Linked DNA regions of Mus musculus: all the other regions are linked to region 3. A link is a loop called in an ENCODE intact Hi-C map of the cell type or tissue named here. Cell type or tissue: heart. All regions are shown on one strand. Region 1 overlaps Ptpa (protein phosphatase 2 protein activator). Region 2 holds the start of Gm39783 (a long non-coding RNA gene). Region 3 holds the start of Gm14488 (a long non-coding RNA gene).

Region 1 (8,000 bases), 280 kb after region 3:
CCCGAATCCTGACCCTAGCAGTATAGGGACATCTGAACACAACTGAGAAGAGGCTAGGGCCTACTTTCTGTAGTCTTTGGCCTCAAAGACATCTTGACTCTTCAGAGTGAGACAACAGGAGTGGGCTGACACTCCTGCCCTACCTTGGCAGCAGCCTCTATGGAGCTCGTGGCTCGTGGCTCCCTGAGCCCAGGCCCACAGGCTCTAGCTTTGCCTGTTACTGGCTTGCTCTGTCTCCCAGGCAGTAGCTCCAGGCAGAATGTGAGGCTGGCCTGGCCTCCTCCTAAACAAGCCGGGGGTGTAGGCTATTGAGGTGACCTGTAGGCTATTGAGGTGAGAGCCTAGCTCTAGCTGTGTCAAAGGACGAACCTGGTGGCTCACCTTCCCTTACCCCAGACAGCAGCTTCAGAAGTGGGAGGGGCACACAGAGGAGCAAGTAGACCACAGAGACTGAGCTCTAGCTTAGAGCTAGGCCTCAGCAAAGCAAGCATGAAGAAGGAGGTGCAGTCTGTCCTGGGGGAGGGAGGAGCAGCATGTCCAGGCCTGAGGCAAGGCAGCTGCCACAGTGCTTATGTCATCAGGAAGCGGTGGGAGTTTGGAAGGCCCCCCCACCCCCCTGAATTCCAGAAAGGGTCAAAGGTCAACCTGCTTTAGGCTCTCCCAGAAGAAAAGCCAGAAAGGCAAGTGGGGGAAGGGCCCACAGGGCCAGCAGGAGCAAAGTTGGTAAGAAGCTGCTGGGGGGGGCGTGTGGGGTGGAGGAAGTCCAAGGCCCCAGGGCAGCTGAAGCACCTAAGGGGGCTTTGCTCCCAGCAATTCTGCCCAGCAACTGAACCTGGGCTTTAGAAACGTGGCACCTCCTGGCCCAGCAGAGTCCAGGCTGGGTAGTTGGAGAAAATAAGTCCAGATACGGTGATAGCCTTCCTTATAGAAATAGCCCCATCATACAAGGCCCAGAAAGCCCCTGATACTTCTCTTCAAAAAATCAGGTCAGGGAACTTGACAGCTAATTGCATATCCTGAGGCTGCTTAATGCCAGGCCTGAGCAGACCCCTATTGGCAGCTCAGGGGTCTTCCCAGCGGATGGAGCACTGGGCCTCTCCTGGGCCCTATTCCCAGGGACTAGAGCTTAAGAGCACCAGTATGAACTGGGTATACCACCTAGAGGTGGTGGCGCACGCCTTTAATCCCAGCACTCCGGAGGCAGAAGCAGGTAGATTTCTGAGTTCGAGGACAGCCTGGTCTACAAAGTGAGTTCCAGGACAGCCAGGGTTATACAGAGAAACCCTGTCTCCAAAAACAAAACAAAAAAGAACTAGGTGCTACAAAGCCTCATGCTCATGCCTGTCAACAAGTTGCAGAATTACCCTACAAATCCATCCTGGCAAGGGGAGGGTCAGCTCCCACTTACTGCATACACCCAGTGAGATGCACCTGTCCAGTCTTTAGTCACACAACACATCCTGTCAGTCAATAACTGCAGGGACACCTAGCATTTAGGACTTAAGGTTTAGGTGGTGGCTTCCAAGGCCTGTGTGTTGTAACACCACCATCTTGTACCTTATCTGCTCCTCCCTCAGCCTGCAGAGCTTCTGCCTCTGAAAGGGGGACAGGGTCAGGGGTGGGTGGGGGGCAGGGTAGCTGGCCTTCCTCTTAGAAGGCTGAATCAATCCAGGTTTGGAGACATGGGGTGACATATACCTCCATGCTGACATTCCAGCAGCAGGACAGTCTTCCCTGTGTTTCCTGCTAGAAACCAGAAGTAAGGCCGAGGAGACAGGACCAAGGGAACGCCGGGGCACTAGAGCTGGCCTGCAGAGCAGGAAGAGGTCTGGAATGGCCCCCCAGATGAGAGAGGGATGTGGGCTGAAGCCTAAACACAGGATGTGAAGTCTAGAGAAAGAGGATCCAGGAAAGAACAGAAAAAGCTGGCCAGGCCCAAGCCCAAGCTTGGCAGACCATGTTCTATTAACCCCTTCGAGGCCAGTGGGAAGCATCTTTACTACCAAAGCCAGCTGACCCTTCCTCGGTGTCCCTCCTCTGATGATAGATGGGGTGAGCTCTGGGCTCTCATAAGAGATGGGATAATGGTCAAGAATCAGAGAGGGGCTGCTCCAGGGCAACACTGAGGTTGTGAGTACCAGCGCTGGGGTGGGAGGTGGGGTGGGCTGGGGTGGGGGGAGACATGTTTGGGTCTCATGGCCCAAGAGGCACTGCACAAAAAGGCCAGTCAAGTAGCTTCAGATACTGGAGGGGCCAGGTAGAAAGATGTTCTCCCTCTTTCTGTGGAGAGTACGGGACGCCCTAGGAAAGCAGGCACCTTACAGCAGGGGGACCCAGCCCAAGGTCCTTCCCAGCAGCAGAGTCGTGAGCTGGAAGCAGAAAAGACCACCTACTCCATTTCCCATGCTTGATGTCCTAGTCACTTTGGGAAACACTAAAGCTATTGAGAGGCCTCAGGCCATTTGACAGGTACAAAGAGAGCCCCTAACCTCTCCAGCAGCTTAGGCTGTTTTAATCCCTAAGCTATGAAGAAATCAGCTGGGCCTCTGCCCATCCATCAGGTTCTGAGGTCCCCAAGTTTCAGACAGCTGGCCTCAGAGCCCGAGCAAACAATGTGATGAAGAATCAGAAGTCATGAGCTCACCCTCAGGACCAAGCGCCATCAGGGGCAGGCAGGATGGCCAGCCCCCACTCACCTCTGCCTTATACATTCGAATGAGGCCCTGGTTCACTTTAGACCAGGAGGGGACAGCACTGATGTTCCACAGCTGGTTGGAGTGTTCCGCAAAGGGGCCAGTCTTCATCTGGAAAAGAAGTCCAGGAACTAGAGAGGCAGTATGCAGGCGTGCACACACACAGACACGCACATGCACGCACACACACACCACAGCCTTGACCTACAAGGCCTGTTGAAAAAACAGAACTTCTCTCATCTACAGCCTCTGCTTACCTCTTTCACACAGACAAAACAGAGGCTCCATCCCAATGTCTATCAAATTTAGCAACCCAGGAAGAGACCATCCCTACCCTAAGAAAGTAGAATGTGTTCCTATGCAGACACACTGTAGGTGCGTGGTCTAGACCTGCCTGGAGGACAGGAAAGGGGCTGTGGACAGGCCCTGATGGATCTGGTCCTCTGAGACAGAGACAGAGATAGAGGGAGGCTCCAGATCAGTACAGGAGGGAAGTTTGTTTAACAAGGTCAAGAGTAGGGCAGAAAAAGCCACAGCAACAAGACGAGCAGGCACATGGATAGTCCATCAGTGCTCAAACTCTGACTGCAGGAAGGCAGAGCACTACTGCAGTCCAGTGCAGTCCCGGGGCATCAGAGCCTCGGCTGGGGCACAGGAATAGGGAAGCCTATGTCCCAAGTGCATCCTGCCAGTGAGAGTGCAAGGCCAGTCCATTTGTATTTACTAGCCATGCAGCCTGGCACGCCCTCCTCACTCCCTCCCCAGGTTACAGGCAGCATTTATTTTGGGGAACAGGGCTCAGAGGACAGCCCCATACTACACAGAAAGACTCTGAAAGGCTCTGTGAGCCTGGCAAAGTTTACAGTGCCCTCAGCTTCCGAGATGTATCCCAACACTCCTGCAAAGACTCCACCGTCAATCTCTCTACTTCCTTGCCCCAATTCTGCACACTTGCAGGCTGGAACTATGAAACAGGGTCCCCTACAGACCCCTGAGTGAATGACCACCTGCTTTGTCTCACAGCAGGTGCTCCAGGCTGGCTCAGCAAGGACCCTGCCTGGGGGACCAGCCTTGCTCACTAACAAGGGACATTCAAAACGGGCTGTCTGGCAGGCTGCAGAGCTAGAGGCAGGCCCAAGTTGTGTAGCTCAGTTATGTCCCTAGAGAGGCCACTTCACCCTCAAGGCCTTCAGGGCCTCAGGTCCCAAGTCCTTCAGAAGGAGGTTCTGCGACTCAAGAGAAAGGAAAAAAAATGAGGGAGAAAAGAAATTGGGGGTGAGAAGACGCCCCCAAAAAATCAGCTCATTCTAGCCACAAAGGGAGAAGAGAAAGAGCGAGAACAAGCAAGCAACTGCAGTCCCGCAGTGACCCCAGGGGAATCGTGTGAGTCAGAGCAGCCATATTGAGCAGGAAATTACTCACAGACGCTGCGTTCCTGCCTCTCCACTCCCCAGAGAATCGGCCTTTTGTAAATGGTTCCTCTGTCAGTAACTGGGGGGATGGGCAGGGTGGGGGAGGCTCAGCACAGCGCCTTCCTGTCAGCTCCTTCCCTTCCAGCTGAAATCTGATCCCTCCCTTCCCAAAACTCCAAATTTAGAAGCCAGATTGAAACTGAAATTCTTTTCCTGCCTGCCCTTGGCTCTTAAAGGCGCCAGGGCTACATTTCCTGAAGCAGTTGGAGCCCCGCAAGGTGGGCTTCCTCCGCTGTCACATCCAGTACTACTAGCAAAGCGGTCCTGACACAAGACCCAGCAAAGAGAAGTGGTTTCCTTCCCAACTTCCTTGGGTTTTGTTTGAGCAGTAAAGACTGCAGGTCTCCCTGACCAAAAGCCCTGAACACCCTGTAGGCTTCTGTGCCCTCTGGGTGAGACTGCTCACTTCCTGATGGGGGTTATAAGTAAAAACTGCCAACTTCATCAAGTAGGGGTGGGGAATATCTATACATCTGTATCCATTTCTCTGTCTGTTTAGCTGTCTATCTGTGAACAGCAGCAGCAGCAGAGCGCTACAACTGCCCAACCCAGGCAGGCAGCATGCCCTTGCCACCACAGTGCCTAGCAACCAACCAGAGCTTGACTGACCCAAGAGCCTGGAACCAAGAGAAAACCAAGCCTAGCAGAGAAGGTGCACAACCACTAAAAAGCTCCCCTCCCACTTCCTACCTCTGTTACTGAAGCCACCAGAGTTCAGTGCACTTTAGCGCCTCCTTGTGGTTATTTGGACTACCGTCTATGGGGTCCTCCATTCCAAACTTTGGAAAAGGTTTTGGGGTTTTATATCAGCCGAAACAAACACACACACTAAATCTTAGCATGGAATCCATCGATCTCCAGTCCCTGAAGCCCAGTCTCGCTAGCCTCCTTGTTAGAATTATTGACAGGGACGCAAGGGGCTTGGCCAGCCGCCAGAGGAAGCAGTAACAGCTCAGGCTTTGGCCTCAAGCAGCAAGCTCTGCAGAATCTGAAGCTCCTTCCCATTCAGCCCTAGCTCTCACCCTAGATCCTCCCTAGCCCCTCGCTGCACGCTCAAGTCCTGCAAAGCTATCTTTCAAGGCAGTGAGCCAGGCTGCCCCCAGTCCTTCTGACCTTGAGCCTGCCACACTGCTGAAGGCAGCATTATCTCCAAGAACCAAGTAGTGGCCGCCCAGCCGTCAGTCCCTGCTCCATTTGCTGACTTGGAAAAAAATGTGTCATTCCCCTCTGGCCCCTGGAGCTTGGCACAACCCTGAGGCAAATGCTGACCAGAAAGAACCTAGAGTCAAGGCTGCTAACCAGGCTTTTCCCTGCTCAGAGGCTCAGAACAGGGAGCCAAGAGAGTAGCATCCAGTCGGGAGACCACATGTAATTCCACAGGGCAAACATGCAGGAGGCACAGAAAGAGAAGCCAGGACCCTGTGAACTTGGGGTGAGACTTGATAGGTATAGGCAGAGAGAATGACAAGTTCTAACACCTCCCAGAATCAAGGCCCTGAGACTCTGGGTCCCTTGATGAGCTCCTGGCTCTTGTCCACAAGATTCTGAGAGGGAAAGCTGACATGGGCCCAAAGCCAAGAGTTTTCAGAGTCCGTGGGCTACCTTGGGGAGTGTTCCAGCACTATACTGTAGGGAATCCTGCCTCGGTGAGACAAGTACTTCCAGTTAGGGAATGTGCTGAGTAGTATGGGCCCAGTGACTGCCACCACAGGTGATGTTGGACCCAGTGACTGCCACCACAGGCTGCTTGTTTTCACCTCTCGAACACTGCTGAGGTACAGAGAGACAGAACTACTCCCAGCACTGCAGCTCCTCTAGGGATTTCAACCTGAGTCCATAACCTCTAACTTGATTGCACCCTAACACATTGCATGGCACCCTCTTAGGCCTGCTGCGGGTCACCAAGTCTAACTAACAACTACAATTTAACCCCTCAGCCCAAGAACCCCATGGGAGCTGAGTATGGTGGCTGATTTTCTAATCCCAAGCAGTCGGAGGCGGAAGCAGGAAGACTGTCATGAATTTAAGGCCAGCTTGGGCAGCAGAGTAAAGCTCCAACTCAAACCTAACAATGAGAGTCCTCCTGGTTCTGGAAGAAGGCTGGCGGCTGGGCAAGAGGGCCCAGTTGCCAAGGCTGCCTAACAGAGGCTGGCATGGCTCTCACCTCAGTGATGAACAGGATGCACTGGAGAAACATGTAGTCCTTGTGGTTCTCGCTCACCGCCTTCTCATCCACGAAATGTCTGGGCTCCAGGTGGGGGTGGTCTGGGAAAAGTAGAGGCCTGGGCTTCAGAACAGCCCTGACCCAGCCTGAGCACAAGGTGCCTACCTCAGACAGTTTACAACTATTGAGATGGCATGGTAGCACAGAGCTATGGTAGAGTCTCTGCACAAAGATCACAATGGGACTGAGAAATCCTTGTCACCTAGCGAGGCGCTTGCTCACTGTACACAGTTAGTCACCATGCATGTACCCGTGGTGATAAGGGTGCACACAAACCTGATGTGCTACCAATCAGCAGAGATGACAAACACACCTGAGCATCCTGTAACCATGACAACAGCTCTGCACCTGGTTTGTCAGCAGCACCAACCTCTGCTGTTTAAGCACCATTACCTACCTTAAAAGTTACCTCAGCTGGGTGTGGTGATAGATACCTTTACTGCCAACATACAGAGATAGGTGAGTTCCAGGCTAGCCAGGAAAAATAAAAGTCCCTCTAGTGGAGCTAACCACACATTCGCTGTGTCAGAAAGGCATCATGGTGTGGAAGCACACACCACAGTGCTAGGTATCCTCTGCAGTGTCTGAGAAGACTGTGGTTAAAGTGGCTAGGATGGCAAGTTCTCAGCTATTTATTAGGTATCTGTGAGTACTAGTTAGCAGCAGTTCACTCTTCATGGAACTAAAGTGACCAGCAACCCTGTCCAATGGCAGATCCCAAGATGCTGATCATGCCTGGATAATCCTCTTCTGTAAGGAGCAGATAGAGCAGACTGGGAAGCACACAGGACTCAGCACTTGGCAGCAACTCGCCTAAACACACACACACACACACACACACACCCTGCACAGAGTTCCATCCTAACTGAATGACACTGATGATCACAAATCACAAGAGGCCCTAGTTTTCATTGTCAAGCCCACAGCTGCTGCCAGGAGCAGGAGCCGGATGCACTCACCTGTCTGTCCTACAGCAGGCCATGCACTCACCTGTCTGTCCTGCAGCAGGCCATGCACTCACCTGTCTGTCTGTCCTGCAGCAGGCCATGCACTCACCTGTCTGTCTGTCCTGCAGCAGGCCATGCACTCACCTGTCTGTCCTGCAGCAGGCCATGCGGCCCTGGTTCCTGCTTCCCCACTTCCTGCTCTCTTGGTGGCATCCCACCCTTACCTCCTCTAGCTGGCCACACTGGCTCACAGCATTAGGTCCACAGTACATAACCTCCATCACTAGCTGGGCTAAGCTGGTCTAATGTCCTGCTCAACAAGCTGTCATTGTGTGTCCTGGGCAGGAGGGGAACACAGCTGCACCCATTGGGTACGAGGTGGAGATGTGACCACTCACTAGTACCTATGAGCTGTGAGCTGCCCCAGATGAAGGGCAGGAACTGGAAGTCATCCAGACCCCATACGCCCTGGCTGCCTGCAGGCTCCATCCTGTATGTCTTCTGCAACTTCCGCATAACCTCAAGATACCTGTGTTGAAGGGGCAGGGAGAAAGGAGAGAGAAAGGTGAGAATGACATTTCTTCAGCACACAAAGGGTACGGAGAATGTGAGGCTGAAAGAGCCAACAGGCTTTCCTCTCCCCTCAGACGTCTTCTGTCAGGGA
Region 2 (8,000 bases), 53 kb before region 3:
CAATATTGATAGGGTCTAGAGTCCCGGAGGAGATACGCTTTTGGACATACCTGTGAGGGATCATCTGGATTAGGTGAGCTGCCCTGGAAGATCCATGGTAACTGATGGTTGAAAGAAAAGGAGAAGAAAGCTTAAGCAGCAACAGGCGCTGCTCCCTGCTCCCTGAAGTGAGCACAATGTAACCAGCTGCCTCCAGATGCCTCTCTCAGGATTCCCCCACCACCGCTGGTTGTAGCCCTAAACTGTGGGCTAGAGTAAACCTTCCTTTCTTGAATGGTCTCTCTCCTGTATTTTGTCCGAGCAACGTGTCAAACCCACTGCCTCTCAGTACCTTGTGCTTTGCCTCCCCTGCTTATCTCTGTGTGACTGTCTAAGTGTCTGTGGGGAGGCGGGAGGTGAGATTCAGGTGAGGTGTGGGTGTAGGGCTCCCATGAGCCTACAGGGGCTGCTCCACAGTTAGCCTGCGTTATGCCACCAAGCCAAGAGACACCAAGGTGTCCAGGGTTGCCAATCCACTTCCAGCAGCCCCCTTTGAGGTCCTGGCTGCCTGTGCAAAACTTTTCTACCAAAGTCTCTCCACGATGAGTTAGAATCTTTATGGGCAAGTCTCATACAGAAATCCTGACTCCTCTTGCCTGTTGGTCCTAGCTGGAAGACCCCACTGTAACCCGATGCAGGAGTGACTTTGAACTTAGTGAGTCCTGTGCTGTGCCAGGAGGGGTAACTTCCCTTCTCCCCTGCCCCCTTTTTTTCTTCCCCTCCTGTTCCAGGTAACCAAGACTTCCACCTGGCAGAGTGGAGCTATGGTAGGGAGAAACTCATATCCACCTAGGAGGTATGATGGGGTCCATAGATAACATGACCCCAGTGCTGGGTTCACAACACTGCCGCCATGGTGGGCTTTGGGCTCAGGGTGCTGTACTTAGTTGCCTGTTCCAATCTTTTGTATTTGTTTTGTTTTCAAAGACAGAGTTTCTCTGTGTAGTCCTGGCTGTCCTGAAATTTGTTCTGTAGACCTGGCTGATCTCGAATTCAGATCCACCTGCCCCTGGCACCTGAGTGCTGGCATTAAAGGCATGCACCACCATTGCCTGGTTTCCTGTTCTAATATCTTATTAAGCCATTACTCCAGGAAGAACATTGGGTATCATGACCATGTCCCCACTGTACGCCTCCCTAACCACCAAATATGTCCCTTAGTCCTATCATTATGCCCTCCTTTCCAACAGCCACCATGCCCATTGCACACCTAGTAAGCTAGGACCACCCAAGGGCACAGCATAGGACACCAGAAATGGCTGTTTCTCCCGAGGCTGTCCCATCTGTCCACCTCTGACTGCAGAGCTCCTGTCTCTTTTAAAGTGAGGCTTGCCTGCTGTACTGGCCTAGGGCATGTCCAAGAGGCCGAAGTCACCAGCTGGTCATGCAAGGCAGCTGCTGTTTTGACCCACAGAGGCCTTCTGGGGATGGCTAGCAGCCAGAGCTACCACTGGGGGAAAGGACAAAAAGGCTGTGAGACCCCAAGTTTTACCCCATGGCCAGCTTCTATCTGGGATGCTATGGTCCCTGGTAAGGCACAAGCTCTGGGGTCAGGCCGACCTCCTAACCTCCTAGCTGTACGACCCTGAGCCACCCTTGGTTAGGGTTCCCTCTTTTCCCTTTGGCAGACTGTACAGCATTCTGAGTACAAGTCTTCACCTAGACTAGACATGCTGTTAATCCAGGGACCTCTTCTCCTGGGCAGAACAAGGGCTCCAGTCGTTGTCCTTGACCAACCAAGACACAGAGAGTTCACCAGGCCAGCCTAGGTCACATGACAGGCACAGGTTCAGTGTTGACTCCCAACCTAGTAGTGTTCCTGATCATATTCCAAAGGACAGCGATGGTGGGTCGATGGAAACAGGGATGGGGTATGCAGGAGGGGAAGGTGGCGGCCTCATGTTGATCCCACACATGGTGCCTCCCCGTAGCAAATACTTACCAATCCTTCCCGGATAACCTAGTAAACATGTAGGGGGCGGATGGCCAGATGGATGACTGGACGGATGTATGGGCAAATGGACCAGCAGGAAGGTGACGCTTAGCTCTGTATTGTCTTGAATTCCTAGTACTGGCCAGCACGCTGGCTGCCAGCAATCTCCTTCTTCCTGTTGGCTGAGTCATTGCACCCAGCTTGTCCCCAAAGCTGGAAATACAGAAGGAAGGAAGACACAGAGACACCTCCCACCCCGCACCCCACCCCCCGACCTCACCACCGGCCCTGTTCTAAGATAAGGAAACTGAGGCAGGGGAGAGTCCCAACCTCACCGCTTCCCCAGCAGCTGTGGGCCTCTCTAGCCCTGCCTGGTTCCCTCACTACCGCAGGGGGAGACTTAAGCTTCTTTTGCTGGGTTTCTGGAAACTGGGGGTAGGGCGGGGGTGGGGCCAGTCCATACATCTGATTCCTGGAGGCCTTGTCAGTCATCCTGAAGCCCCGTGGCCTCTGCCCAATGAACCACCTCCAGTCTCCCTACAGAGACTCTTTCTCTTTCATCCTTTCCTCTCAGCCTCTCTTGTTCTCTTCCAGGGTTGGGTAGCAGGACACAGGAACCTAACTCTGTTTCCTGTGACCTTGGGGTCGTTCCTCACGTCTCTCTGTAGCCCAGCCTCCAGGCTCCAAGAGTCCTTGGCCACAAACAGTAGCTGTCCTCTTCTCTCTCTCTCTCTCTCTCTCTCTCTCTCTCTCTCTCTCTCTCTCTCTCTCTCTCTCTCTCTCTCTCTCTCTCCCCACCCCTCACGCCCACCCTGCCCTCTAGCCCCCTGTCTTCTCTCTCTGCCTAGTCTCTTGTACTAGTGTACTCTCCCATAAGGAGACTCCCACCCACAGCCAGCTTCTCCCTCCTCCACCCTCCCTCCTCAGAGAATGCCAAGTCTGCAGCTTTCCAGCGACCTTGAACAGGCAGCAGCTTGGCGCTTGGCTGGGAGAGCCCTGGGAGGGGCCTCGGAGCTGGTTCTGGCTAGGTGTCGGGACTGCACTGCTATGTCCCCCTCTAACCTGTTTACCTCGCTTTATCTCCACCCGCTGGCCCTTGTCACCTCCCTTCTTGCTCGCTATCTTTGTGGCACATCCCACTATTAGAAGTCAGTTGCAGGGAGGCGGAGATTCTTGGCTTCTGCTTTTAGAAACCCTGTAACAGGCCTGGCACACTGTAGTTGCTCACAGCCAGGCTAGGAACCGAAAAACACTCTCTGCTCTGGACAACACTATTCACTGAGTCCTCCCTGGGCGCTACCTCTATGTGCCTAACAGCGTGCTAGGACCCCATGGCAAGAGGGGGAAACCGAGGCACGCGGTAGCAGGCTTGCAGAGTCTAGACCTGAACCCACTGCATTCTGGTCTTTCTCCTGTCACCGCCTCTCTTCAGCCTGGGGTGGCAGGTGCATGTCCGGCGCCCCCGGAGAAGCAAAGGGTCAACCGAACGCCCCCGCCCAGGCCTCAGGGCCATCCTCAACACGGCCACCGCGAGCTCAGCCCGCGCCCACCGGGAGCTGGGGAGGGAGAGAAAAATGAGTTTTCCCGGCGCCCGGTGGCGGTGTCAATTGATCGCGCGCGGGCGGGGGCGCGCGGCGGGCTGGGGGCCTGGCTCGCAGCTGCCGGCGCGCAATTATCGGGAAAAAACCCGGGCGGCTGCGGCGCTGAAATTAGTTATCGATCCCTCGGCGGGGCCGCGCTCGTCGCTGACGGCTGCAGACCCCGGCCGGGCCCGGGGGGCGGGGCCTCCCGGCACTCCTCGGCATCCCCCTACTCCCGCTCACCCCGCGGTCCACTGGCGCTCAGTTGACCGCCCTGTCCTCCTCAGCAGGCCTGCCACTGCCGAGGGCTGGGCAGCTGGGCGCCTGGGAAAGTTTGAGCATCCTCTGAGCCGCAGGCTGCTCGGCTGTATACTGGGGCTGGGGTCGTTCCTGAATCTTGATCCTGGGAGAAGACTGTCCTGCTGAGGCATCCCTGCCAGGCAGCTGTGGGAACGTTTATACAATTTATTTTATCGTTTGCATTTATTTACGTAGTGTATGGGGGTGGCACATGTGTGTCCCAGTGGAGGTCAGAGGACAACTAGTGGGAGTGGGTTATCTCCTTCCACACAGCTGGTCCTGGGGATAGAACTCGTGTTGTTGGGGTATGTGGCAAGCTCCTCTATCCGATGAGCTGTGTGACCTGTCCTGGGCGTTTAAACATTTTATACAAAGCAACGATTTTTTAAATTTTTATTTATTTTTATTGTATGTATATGAGTACACTGTAGCTGTGTTCAGACACACCAGAAGGGGGCATCAGATCCCATTACAGATGGTTGTGAGCCACCACCTGGTTGCTGGGAATTGAACTTAGGACCTCTGGAAGAGCAGTCAGTGCTCTTAACCGCTGAGCCGTCTCTCCAGCCCAAAAGCAACGATTCTTGCCAGAGGTTTCCAAAGATGAGACACCCTACCTTTAAGATGAGAAAACCAAGGCAGCAAAGGCAGACAGACAGATGAATATACAAGTGAACAGTGGCCTCAACACTCGGGTGCCTGGTCAAGACACAGGCTGGGGAGTGACTGGGTTGGAGTGGCCTGGCTTCTCAGGGCAGAGCCTGGGACAGTCAGTCTGGGCCCCTTAGCCATGCTGAGCAGTGCCTCCAGCTTCAGACAGGAGGGAAAGAAAGGGAGACAGCATCTTGCTCCCACTTCTGTTCTCAGCACCCAGCTAGGAGAGGAGGGAGGCACCAGCCTGGAGGAAGGGACCTAAGTTCTAATCTTGACCCTGGAGTCACAGGCTCTCCACCATTCCCCAGGCCTTCTGCACTTTTATGTAGAGGAGGGTGGACCTGTGTCTCCTGGGGCTCTTTGGGGGTACTGTGCTCATCTCCCAGCCATGGGTGCATGGGGGAGGGCAGAGGGTGGTAGAATTAAAACAAGTCTTTCTATGTAGCCCAGGCTAGCTTGACACTTGAGCCTCCTGCCTCTGCTTCCTGAATATGAGGATGCAGGTGTGCATCGGCCTGCCAGCACTGCATATTTTCATGCAACAGCTACTACGCACAAGCAGGAGCTGTTGGTCCTGGGTATCGTGGGTCCCCTGAGAACAGGACAGCCTGTGTTCTCCCTCCAGGCAAGAAGAAGGTTAACTCTGCTGTTACACTACTTATATCGCCATGGTGAGTTCAGGGGGCTGAAGGATAGCACCAAATTGGGGTCAGAGACCAGTCCCAAGGGAATACTAAGGCCAATTTGAATAGGAACATGGAACTGTGTAGCTTAGAACTACTGGGAAAAAAGCCACTGTTAGGGATGGGCAAATGCTGCCCAGAAGCAGGCAGGAAGGACCATAGGCTTGGCATCTGTCATGGCTGGGGTAACTCAGGGTGTATGGGAGGAGTCTGAACAGCCGGAAGGGCAACAAGGTTCAGCCCACCTCCTCTTTGGGTGTCTGTGTTGTTTTAGCCTATGGGCTTGGCCTGCAGGGAGCCTGTGTTGGGGGGGCAGGTGGCCCCATGTGGTCTCCCTGAGCCTCAGTTTCTTATTCTGAGCTCAGCCCTGGGTTCGAATCTTCCTCGACAAGCCCTAGGACCTGGGTGTAACTATATCAAATGGGCAGGTCTGGGGATACAGCTCAGCTGGTAGACTGCCCCCCGTGGTGTGGGAGATTCCCTGGGTCCCACCTCCAGGGCAACAGGAACTGGAGGGTGTTGTCTGTCTCCCAGCACTTGGGAGGCAGAGAAGCAGGGGCATGGAGAATTTAAGGCTATCCTCACCTACATAGCCAGCTTCCAGCCAGACAAGGCCAGAAGCAATCCTCCTCCAAAACAAACCAACAATCAACCAAGTGGTTGCTACAGTGCCACCATGAGGTTCGGTTGGGTTTGCCAGCCACTCTGAGTCCTGACTGAGGTATGACTTCCTCTTTCTTCTCTCCCGTATCTTTCTTTTAGACGATGGCTAGAGCCTTGGCACTGCCATTTCCCTGGTCCTTTCTCTTTTCCATTCTTTCTCATCGCCACTGTGTGGGTCCTTGGAGGTGGCTGACCTCCATGCAGGCTCCGAAGGCACGAGATTTCTCTCTCCTTCGTTGGCCTTGTCTTAGGAGCTGCTGAGGTTGGCAGGCTGTCTTTCTTTCTTTGATTTTCTGAAACAGGGAATTCACTATGTAGATGAGGCTGTCCTGAAGCTCACATAGATCCACCTGCCTCTGCTTCCTGGTACTGAGATTAAAGATATGTGCCACTAAACCTGGCTACGATGGTTCTTTTGAATTCTGATAAAATTGTCCAGGAACATCAAAACAAAGCCACACTGTTGTGATAAATATTACTTTGGGGGGTTTACCCCCACTTTGGACCATATAGTTCCCAAATAAAAGACACAAAACTCTTTAGATTTATCATAAGCCTTAAAACACTAGAACTGGGCAGATACCAATTCTCTGTGCTATTTTGTCTACTTTCCTATTAATGCGCCCGAGATAACACCATGTTCAGCCCGGGCCACTCCCACTCCGACAGGCTGGCCCTCCTTCCTTGCTATGGTGCTCCCTGCCTGAGATCCCAAGTCTGGTACCTCACGCTATGTCTACCTTTTTTCTGCCCAGCATCAGACCAACCCACTACACAAAACAGACAAACAGAATCTGGAGGGATGATTTAGCAGTGGAGAGCATGCACATAACCTGTTCCCAGCTCTGATACCAAGTGTATTATAACCATGGGTGACTCCTGTTCCTAGGGCTCTGGTGTTCCTCTCCTGGCCTCCACAGGCACCTGCACTCACTCCTTCATATCCACACAGGCACAACTGCTGCAGATAAAACAATTAAGTCTCAGCTGGGCAGTGGTGGCGCACAGCTTTAACCCCAGCACTTGGGAGACAGAGGCAGAGGCAGGCAGATTTCTGAGTTCGAGGCCAGCCTGGTCTACAAGTGAGTTTCTTGACAGCCAGGGCTACAAAGAGAAACCCTGTCTCGAAACAAAACAAAAACAATTAGGTCTTTAATTCTCTATTAGCAAAACTAAAACCCCACCAAGTCAGTCAATCAAGCTGAAAGTGGGCTGGGTCTAAGGGCAGGTCAGCTCTCCCCTGCCCTCCCAACTTTCCCACAATGGGGGCGTAGGGGGTTACAGAGCCAGTTGGTCCTCAGGATCTGAACTCCTTTGGGACAGGAGAGGTGTCAGTCACTCTGCTGGCCACAGCAACCCTGGCCTGCTGCCAAAGAGAAAGAAAGCTAGAGGGTGGGGGTGAGAGGAATGTGGGGTGAAGGGGGTTGCTGTTCTGTCTCCCCTCTGGGACCTGGAAACCTGGAGAGTGTGAAGAAGTAGGGAGTGTGTGTCTGTCCTGGCTGGCTGGTGGGGCAGACTGAATGATAGGAAGCCGCTTCCCTGCTTTGTGGAGACTGATGCTCCCTAGCTTAGGACAGGTGGCGATTTAGTTCCCAGTTGGGAGATTGCAGAATCCCACAGATGACTGCCTGGGGCAACCTTCTGTGGGGATGCAAGAGTTCTCAATATTCCGCACAGCAAATGTCTGTGCTGAGAAGCAGGGTGTATCTCTGTGACTCGGGGGGCCAGGGTCTGTGCTCGTGGGGCGCATTCAGAGGAGGGGGAACATGCATGCTCCAGTATGTATCAGTAGACGTGTGAAGGACACATATGTCTCTGCAGGTGTAATGGGTAAGTGTTTGTGACATGACAGAACCTGCTGTGGGTCTACAAGTTCGCGCACGCATGTGTGTGCATGTGCGTACGCGTGTGCGTGTGCATGTCGCCATTCCATGTCTGCAGTGCTGACTGTAGGTTGGCACACCTGTGTGCATTTATGTTCACAGCCACCTGTGTGTGTCTAGCACGTGCCTGTGTGTATCTGCTCGTACTTGGTTGTCACGCTGCATTTAGATGTGGGTGAATGTTTCTGCGTGTGGGACAGGCTTCACCATGGAAGTACAGAGATGGGTGGGTATGGAACAACCTACATGCCTGTGTATCATTTGT
Region 3 (8,000 bases):
AAGGAGGCCTCCTACCAGACACTGTCTAGACGCAGCAATTATTGTCAGCTCGGAACACCCAGGCTCTGCCTGTGCAGCTGAAAAGGAGCTTAACAAAGAGAGAGGGAGGAAGAAGAAAGCGGAGCAGAGCCGCTCTGAGCCTGCCTGCCCGCCTGCAGCCCGCGGCTCTTTCTCTGCTTGGGCTCCCCCCCTCTTTGTGTTCCACAGGCACTGTTGAGGGGACAGCTCCTCACAGCTCAGAGATGCCTGATGGGGACAGAGCAGGAGGTGCAGCTCTGGGGCCCTGGCCAACTCTTCTGAGCTAGGCTTCTCAGAGTGGATGCTGGGAAGTCTGGGTCTTGTCCACTTTAGAGGGCTCTAGCCTACACCCTTGTCATACTGATGGGGAGCCTTGGGTCACGGAATGACAGCCTGACACCTACCCTCCTCTGCTTCCAAGGAGCCAGGCACTTTGTAGATAGGGTTAGGGGTGGGGGCTCAGAGAACACAGTCAGCCGTGGGGTGGCTTCAGGTCTGTCCTTTAGATCTGGGCCTTATTCTTCTCACCCTTGGGAGGAGGTGAGAGGGCAGGGCCAGCATAGCTTTGATGGGAAGCCCACCCTCCCCCGCCAGGACAGGGTTTCTCTGTGCAGCCCTGGCTGTCTTGGAACTAACTCTGTAAACCAGGCTGACCTTGAACTCATAGAGACCCTCCTGCCTCTGCCTCTTGAGTGCTGGGATTAAAGGTGTGTGCCATCACTGCCTGGCTGGAAGACTGTTATTAGCCGTGGCAGGCCCTTCAGAGCTGGAAGATGAGCACTTTGGATTCCATATGTGTCCTAGAACCTTCCCCCTCCTCTCAGTTGCCATTCCCGAGACCCCCTTGGCGTTGGCAGCAGTGGTGCTCAGAGTGTAGGGGTGGAGCCTCAAGGCCCTGGGTTTCTGCAGCTAAAAACACAGCTCAGGATCAGCAGATGCTCAGACAGAGAAACTGAGACACGCTGTCCCTGAACTCAGTTGCAAGCCACCAGCTGTTCCCCTTATCTCCCTGTTCCAGGGCATCTGGGCAGGGGCTCTGCTCTCAGCCCAGTCTGTAGCTCTAACTCTACCCACTAGCTTAGGCTCATGGAAAGGACCTACTGTGTGCTCAACTCTGCTCTCCTCTTGCCAGCAGTTGGGGTTGGGGGCCGGGTGGGGAGTGACTTGGTGGGTGGGCACCTTCTACATCCTGTGGAGGTAATGAGCAGTCCCAACCTACTGCTGGGGAAAGGCCTGAAGCTGGTCAGGGCTCCAGAGTGACTGGGTAGGGGTAGCTGGGTCCCTCTCAATCCTTCTCAATTAGAGACAAGGCCCTCAGAGCAAGAAACATGCATACCTGCCCTTACATCACACCCGAGGCCTCTTGATCTGTCCCCAGGACCTTCCCAGGCTCCAGGCATCGGCCTGGCCTGCCCGAGGCTCAGCCCTGCTGGCCACACACTGTCTTGTCTGCTGTGTCTCCCAGTACTCAATTATAGGAACAGAACCCTCCTCTCTCCCTCTGCACCATTACCATAACAAACCTGATTCCCCTGCCTATACTGCAGACCCACCGGGATCAGCCGGTCCACCAGGATTCTAGCATATTCTGCAATGCCACTGCAGCTCCCTCAGCCCTCCCCACTGGGTCTTCCTTTCACCTGGCGCTCTGAGCCATCTCTACCAGACCCTCAAATATGCGAAGCTGCCAGCCTGCTCCTGTGAGTTGTCCCCTGCCTCCTGAACAGCACCAGCCCTCCCTGTCACATAGCCAGCCCAGACAGCTTTCTGATTCCTCCCGCATCTGCACTAGGCTGGTCTTCCACCATGGCACAAACCAAGCTTGAGTTCAGCCCCCAGTTCCTAGCCTCTGGGAGCTTTGGAGACCTGTTCTCTCTGCTCCATAAAAGCCTGCCAAACCTTCCAGAGGCAGGAATTGATAGACCACTTGGATCTGAGGCCTGAAGACTGCCAGTCCTGTCTTCCCTGGCTTCGCATTAGTTGAGTTAGTCATCCCAGTAGATCCTCATGCACCCTTCTCTAGGACACTTCTGACCCCTGCTGAGATCACACACACAGCCAGTCTGCCTAAGTCCCTGATATTTCAGCCTTCTTGGGGGCACCCAATGCATTTTTTATGGCTCGCCACGCCTGCGAGCCCTGTGGGCCAGCTGTCTCTGGCTTGTCTCACTCTGTGAACCCAGCTCCTGCTTCTGAGGTGCCTTCCCAGCCTGACACCACCTAGAGGTAGGAGAAGTGACTTGGGCCCACACCCCCCCCCCCCCCCCCCCCGTAAGTGAATCCCTCTCGGCCCAAGCACCAAGGCAACCTCTTTGTCCTCTTTCCCAGGGCCTCCATGCAGACTCCCAGGAGTCACCGTGAAGGCCAGAACAAGGCTGTGCCATTGTGCTGCCCACTGACCTGAGAGCACTCCCAGGAGCTGGAACTGCCTTGTGCCCAGTTCCTCCCTCAAGCCCCCATGCAACTAGGCCAGTCCACAAGGACAGGAGGATGGTAGGTCCAGCAGGGGTGGGTACCCCACATCTATTCCTCCTCCAGAATTGGCCCAGAGCGTTCCCCAACCCTTGCTGTGGGATATCTAAGCCTCATCTTCCTTCCTCCCTGCCCTGCCTGTCCTTTCCCTCCAAATATCTATCCCTCTCCTCTCCTCTCCTCTCCTCTCCTCTCCTCTCCTCTCCTCTCCTCTCCTCTCCTCTCCTCTCCTCTCCTCTCCTCTCCTCTCCTCTCTCTCCTCTCCTCTCCTTGTTCTCGCCTCTCCTCTCCTCTTTTTCTCTCCTCTCCTCTCTTTTCCTCGTCTTCTCTGAGTCCTCCCTGGGCCTCCTTCCTTTCTTCTTCCTGGGTTAAAAATAATCAACTTTCTGGGAAGCGGCAGTTCCCGCTGAGCCGCCCTCCCCACACACGGGAGCCCCTGAGAATAGCTTTCTGCGGCTCTCCACTGAACCCCTCCCTCCCTCCTCCCTCCTTCCCTCCGCCCCCTCCCCGCCGGCTGACTAATAAGCCGGGCAGCCGGCTCTGCCAGCTCGCTGCAAGGGCGTTAACTGCTTCGTGCCCGGGTGGCGTTCAGCATATAGCGACAACAGGAGGGTTGTAGGGCACCAGGCCACACGGAGCCGGAGCTCTGGGCCCGTAGTAGACGTTTAACTAACCCAGCTCTGCTAGGCCGAGTGGTTTGGTGAACTTTGTCATCTAACTACCGCTGCGAGCCTGCTGCTGCTGCGGCTGTTGTGTGGCTAGCTAGTTCCTAGCTTAGGAGGAAGGGGTCAGTGGGATCAGTCAGGAGAGGCACCCAAGGGTCGGGACCACGTGAAGGGTGTGACTGGCCTAGTGACTCCTTGGCCCCGGATTCTGGGAACCATTGCGACGGGGCAGAGGTCAAAGGCAAGGCAAGGCTGCCTGCTGCTCTGGGGATCCATGCAGGTACCCCACTGGGAGGGACTTTGACAATTAAGAAATTACATCTAGGGAAACTGAGGTCCAGGGGGTGTTATTCAGGCTAGGATGCATCTGAACATCTGCAGCAGTGCGTGAGGCTCAGTGCTGCAGGGGGCTGATGATCCCAGTCCCTCAAGGTTGGAAGAAGAGCCGGGATATCAAGGTCAAAGGTGAGGGGTTGCTAAGGAGAGCAGAAAGTCAGAAGGAGCAGAGGGGTCCACTCAAGCCCCACCCACTCTGCGCGTCCTGGCATTACCTCATCACCAAGCATGCCCATTGGCTGGCTCTCCTGGAGGCCGGCCCAATGCGGCGGAGCGCATTAACCCGTTCCTCCCAGCAAGCTGCGCTCTGCCCACACCACCCACCTCTGTGTCCCCCACGTAGCCTGCAGAGCCTGAGAGTTGAGAGGACCGGGGAATAGGTGAAGGAGGTGCAGTCCTACGGCCGCATAGTCCCATGGGTGCTGTGTAACTGGGACATCCCTGTCCTGTTCTGGGCTGTGTGACCTTGGACAGACTGCTGCACCTCGCTGAGCCTCGGTTTGTTTTTCTCAGCTGTAAAAAGAAGTGAATGATGTAACTCACGCCCTTCCTAATCCCTGCCATGTGCTTGACAAATGCGGGGCACACGTGGGCTCTGCGTCCCACGGTGCGCCTGAGTGAGCACAAGTGGTACCATTGGGAAGATGGGGTTTCGGGAGAGCAAACGGCTCAAGGTTACCCCGCCATCTCAGGGCTGCCTTTCTTACAGGCTTCTTCTGCTCTTCAGGGAAGTGTTGCTTCCCGCAGTAGAGGTGGAATTGTGCCCAGCTGCTCAGACCCCAGCAAACCCCCTGTAGTTGACCAGTGACAGAGGAGAGCCTTGTGGTCTCCAGGAATATAAGCTGGGACTGAACCCCCAATGGCAGAGGACCCCTGGGGCAAGCACAAAGAAAGGACTACTGGGAAGGACTGAAGCATAGCAAAGGGTTAGTCAGCTACTGGTCCAGAAGGCTGCTTCTCTGGACTTTGGAAATATGCAGAGACCCACAGGCCTGCCTGAGTGTTTACAAATTATAAATCAGGCTAGCAAGCAGCTAAATCAAATCCCTTCCCTCCACCCTGACAAATCCACCTTCCTTAGGAAAGATACAGGCCTCCAAGGCTGGGTTTGTATTTCTAGCTCCCGGGTTTTTCTGGTGCCCAGAAGGGAGCACACGGTGGCTAGCTTCCTCCCAGGATCCTCAGCTCTATCTACCACCTCTGCTTGTCCTCCGCGGGCTGTGCACACTCAGGACCGAGTGGGCACTGCAGGCTGAGAGTCAGCTGGGGCCACGCCCCTACAGACAGCCATCTGCTGGTCACCTGAGTGCTGAGAGTGCCCACGAGGCAGTTTAGACAACCCTCGGGGCCTCTGAGACCCGAGCTCCGGGGCTCCGACCACGCTGGTCTCTGAACCACCAGTCTTAAGTGGAGAGGTCCTGCCAAGCGCCCTGGGCTGCAAGTGCAGCTGGGGTGGTCTTCGCTGGAGCCAGGGGCTGCTCTCTTGGAATTTCCTTCTGCCCTTTGCTTCTGGCCACACCCACTCTAGCTAGATCGCCACCCCTAAGCCATTGCGGACTCTTCCCAAAGTTCCCGTTCCCACTGCTTCGGCCTGTGCTGTGCGCACCTACCCCTCTCTGCCCCCTCCCAGAGCTCCTCTCCCACATTCCCTGCCCACCTGGTATCCCTCCCTAAAGCCAGCCATGCAAATCTTCCTGGAACTCAGACCAGGCTGCTGCTTCCTTCAGCAACAGAACTGGCTTCCATGTTGAGTTCCCTGCCACAACGTGCCCCACTGATGGCCAGCTTCCCCTGGATGCCACCTTTTTGTCTCATCCCCCTGTGGCTCTGGGCTCCAGCCATTGGCCCCAGCTCTGATTAGGTAGGGCACATTCTGTTCCTTTCTGCGCTGGGTCTTTGCACTCTCCACTTGCTTGGCTTGGAGTCCTGTTTTCTGCCCCTCACCTCCTGGGGGTGGGGCGTCCCTGATCCCCACCCCCACTCCCAGCCCAGCAGAAATCACACAGCAGGAGCTGGTTATCTGCGGAGTATCCGGTGGCCAGCTAGCTTCCCCCCGTGGCCAGTGTGCAGCAGGAAAGCTGCCCGGCAGCCAAGCTTGCAGCTGCTCCTCTGGGTCTCAGCAGAATGCCCAGCATCATGGAGGACCACTGGGTGCTGGAGGGGATCTCTGGATCTCAGCAGGCCCCTGGGCTCTCTAGTCTTCATCAGCACTGCCTCCCGCACAGCCCCCTTTATAAAGGGACCTCATGTTTCCATTCTCCAGGACAAGGACACTACGCACAAAGGTTCTTTGACACAAAAGGCGAGTCACAGACCCAGATCAGAACCCAGGTGGTCCACCTCCCTCCTTCTAGCTACAGACCGAGGGGGCAATATCTTGCTGTGGGTCTTTGGGCAAATGTCTCAACCTCTCTAGTGGAAGCTTTGCTTTGTATAGGACTGGCCAGAAGGGTGGGTGATCATTTGAGATTCTTCCCAGTTAACATGGGGCTGGGGGTGCTGTGATTTGTGACCTTCAGACAGTTCCTCTGATGGCCTGACCTGCAGCTAGCACCTACCTCCAATCATTCTCCCAGGCTTCTCTATGAAGTGCACCCTGCTTCACTGCCAAGGAGACAAGGCAGGGAAGCCTGGTGGTTAGAACACCCAGCTTCAGGGTGGGCCAAGTGCAGATCCTGCCACCTCCTTAGCATAGCAGTGTGGCTTCAAAGGGTCGCTGTCCACCAGGCTCTTCATCTGTCACAACTCATTGAGCCCTGGGTGCTTCCTGGGTTGTGAGGACAACGCCAGCACTTGGCTGTCATGTCAGAATGGACACAAGGGCTTTGGTCCACCTGCCTGTGTTCTCAGCTTATCAGTCAAGTTAACCACGTGGTTGAAGAATGTCATCTCCACTCAGACGAGTTCCCCAAATCCAACTGAGAAGTTGGACCTGAGTACCTGGTCAGACCACCAAACTGTCCTGCCTTTCTGTCTCAGGTCTAGCCTGAGCAGCTATCACTCTGTCACAGGTCTAGCCTGAGCTGCTTTCACTTTGTCACAGGTCCCGCCTGTGTTGGTGTTAGCCTACCAAATCCAGGACTTGCCTTGGCTATCAGGTCCTGAGGTTCAGAGATACAAAGCTAAAGGTTTGGGGGGGCGCCGAGGCTAGTTATTCTGGGGTGAGGTGGGTAGGAATTGGAGCAGGGTTCTTGGTTTCCCATGCCATAAGATTTATATTTGTCACCTAAAGGTCCTCTCAACAGCACTGGGACACCACTCAGGTCCTCAGCAGGGCATGGAGACTTGTCTGAGCTCACAAGAAGGAGGGGAAATGCCAAGTTCTCTGTGGTTTTTAAACACATTTGTGTGTGTGCGCGCACACAGGTATGCACATGCAGGCAGAGGCCAGAGGTGTAGGGTCCCTTGGAGCTAGAGTTGTGGACAGTTGTCAGCTGCCTGATTTTGGTGCTGGGAACTGAACTCAGGTCCTCTGGAAGAGCAGCAACTGCGAACCACTGAGCCATCTCTCCTGCCCCTGCTCCCCTTGCGTTTGCTCTGAAACACCCTGCTTCCTGCCCAGGTAAACGCATGCACATCGTACTGAGACAGGGAATGGAACTGATAAAGAAAATTTCAAGATTTTCACAGGTCCATACCTAACACGCTCAAGGGATTCTTACTCCCCAAATCTTTCGTTTTCTTTTGTTTTCATTTTTTGAGTCAGAATCTCATGTAGCCCAGGCTAACTTTAAACTTGCTATGCAGCCAAGGATGACCTTGGATTCCTGGTCCTTCTGCCTCCATATCCTGAGAGCTGGAACTGCAGACCTAGGCCAGCCTGCCTGGTGTGATGTGGTGCCGTGGACAGAACCCAGGACTTTGTACGTGCTGGGCACACACTCTGCTCGTGGACCCACCATTCCTCGCTCCCAGACATGGTCATTAATGAGCATGGGGGCTCCTGGGTCACATCCCAGCAGCCTTCCCTCACACTGCCCTCATTCCCTTGTTTCCTGTCTCTGCTTGACTCTGGGTACACTGAGGGTAACTGGATCCTTGCTGCAGACCCTCCATGCATGGTTCAGGTCTAAGCGAGGGAGGGGTGATGCGGACCTTCCCACTCTTCTACAGTCTTGGTGTCTCCCAGCTCTACATGTGAAAGGATGTGCCCTGTTCTGAATCTGAGTGCTGGATTCCTGCTGATCCAAAGGAGAGGGAGGCCTTAGTACTCAAAGGAATGGGGCTTGGGGGGTGGGAGGTGGGGGTGGAGGGGTGGCTCGTCTGTAGGGGCTGGTTACACCTACATCTCTCATAAGCTCACTCACCTTTTTTGGCCATACAGGATTCCCACCATGACATTGCTGTGTTTTTACAAGGTAATTTTCAGTATTGTCCCATTTTACAGATGAAAAGGTTGAGACTCAAGACAGAGATTACCTTAGGGCTGTAACTTTAAGCTGCAGTTGGGGTCAGATGAGTGACTGAGTGTGGGTAAAGGTTGTTTACAGGAAGAATAGTTCCTGGATG

Evidence for each region. A loop is a pair of places that touch in the nucleus more often than their neighbours do. Peaks named below come from ENCODE experiments on the same cell type or tissue, not always from the same donor. Only the 100,000 strongest peaks of a DNase experiment are listed, where the experiment ranks them.
Region 1: it touches region 3 in a loop (4-fold over the local background); 5 of 42 quality-filtered maps call a loop at or near these places.
Region 2: it touches region 3 in a loop (3-fold over the local background); 16 of 42 quality-filtered maps call a loop at or near these places.

What each region holds. Positions count from the first base shown.
Region 1 is chr2:30,438,094-30,446,093 of GRCm38, reverse strand. Ptpa (protein phosphatase 2 protein activator) reads right to left here. Exons shown (of 10, transcript NM_138748.5): 7 at 7,741-7,865; 8 at 6,330-6,430; 9 at 2,697-2,804. Among named protein-coding and RNA genes, the nearest start is that of Ptpa, 26 kb to the right of the region's middle. In heart, a CTCF peak has its summit at 4,920 (motif pointing left); DNase peaks (open chromatin) are centred at 563, 4,133, 4,803, 5,223 and 5 weaker places; H3K4me3 peaks cover 5,413 bases; H3K27ac peaks cover 6,451 bases.
Region 2 is chr2:30,767,265-30,775,264 of GRCm38, reverse strand. Gm39783 (a long non-coding RNA gene) reads right to left here and starts at 3,719. Exons shown (of 4, transcript XR_001783261.2): 1 at 3,043-3,719; 2 at 1,982-2,185; 3 at 51-101. In heart, CTCF peaks have their summits at 4,309 (motif pointing right) and 5,878; DNase peaks (open chromatin) are centred at 1,459, 2,104 and 3,104; H3K4me3 peaks cover 2,116 bases; H3K27ac peaks cover 6,199 bases.
Region 3 is chr2:30,714,217-30,722,216 of GRCm38, reverse strand. It overlaps Gm14488 (a long non-coding RNA gene), which reads left to right and starts at 1,030. Exons shown (of 4, transcript XR_866106.3): 1 at 1,030-2,244; 2 at 2,347-2,511; 3 at 7,816-7,849. Mir3089 (microRNA 3089) reads right to left here and starts at 1,007; the gene lies at 924-1,007. Gm39782 (a long non-coding RNA gene) reads left to right here. Exons shown (of 3, transcript XR_866107.2): 3 at 1-654. In heart, CTCF peaks have their summits at 2,206 and 4,734 (motif pointing left); DNase peaks (open chromatin) are centred at 3,006, 3,716, 4,796, 5,416 and 5 weaker places; H3K4me3 peaks cover 4,569 bases; H3K27ac peaks cover 7,768 bases.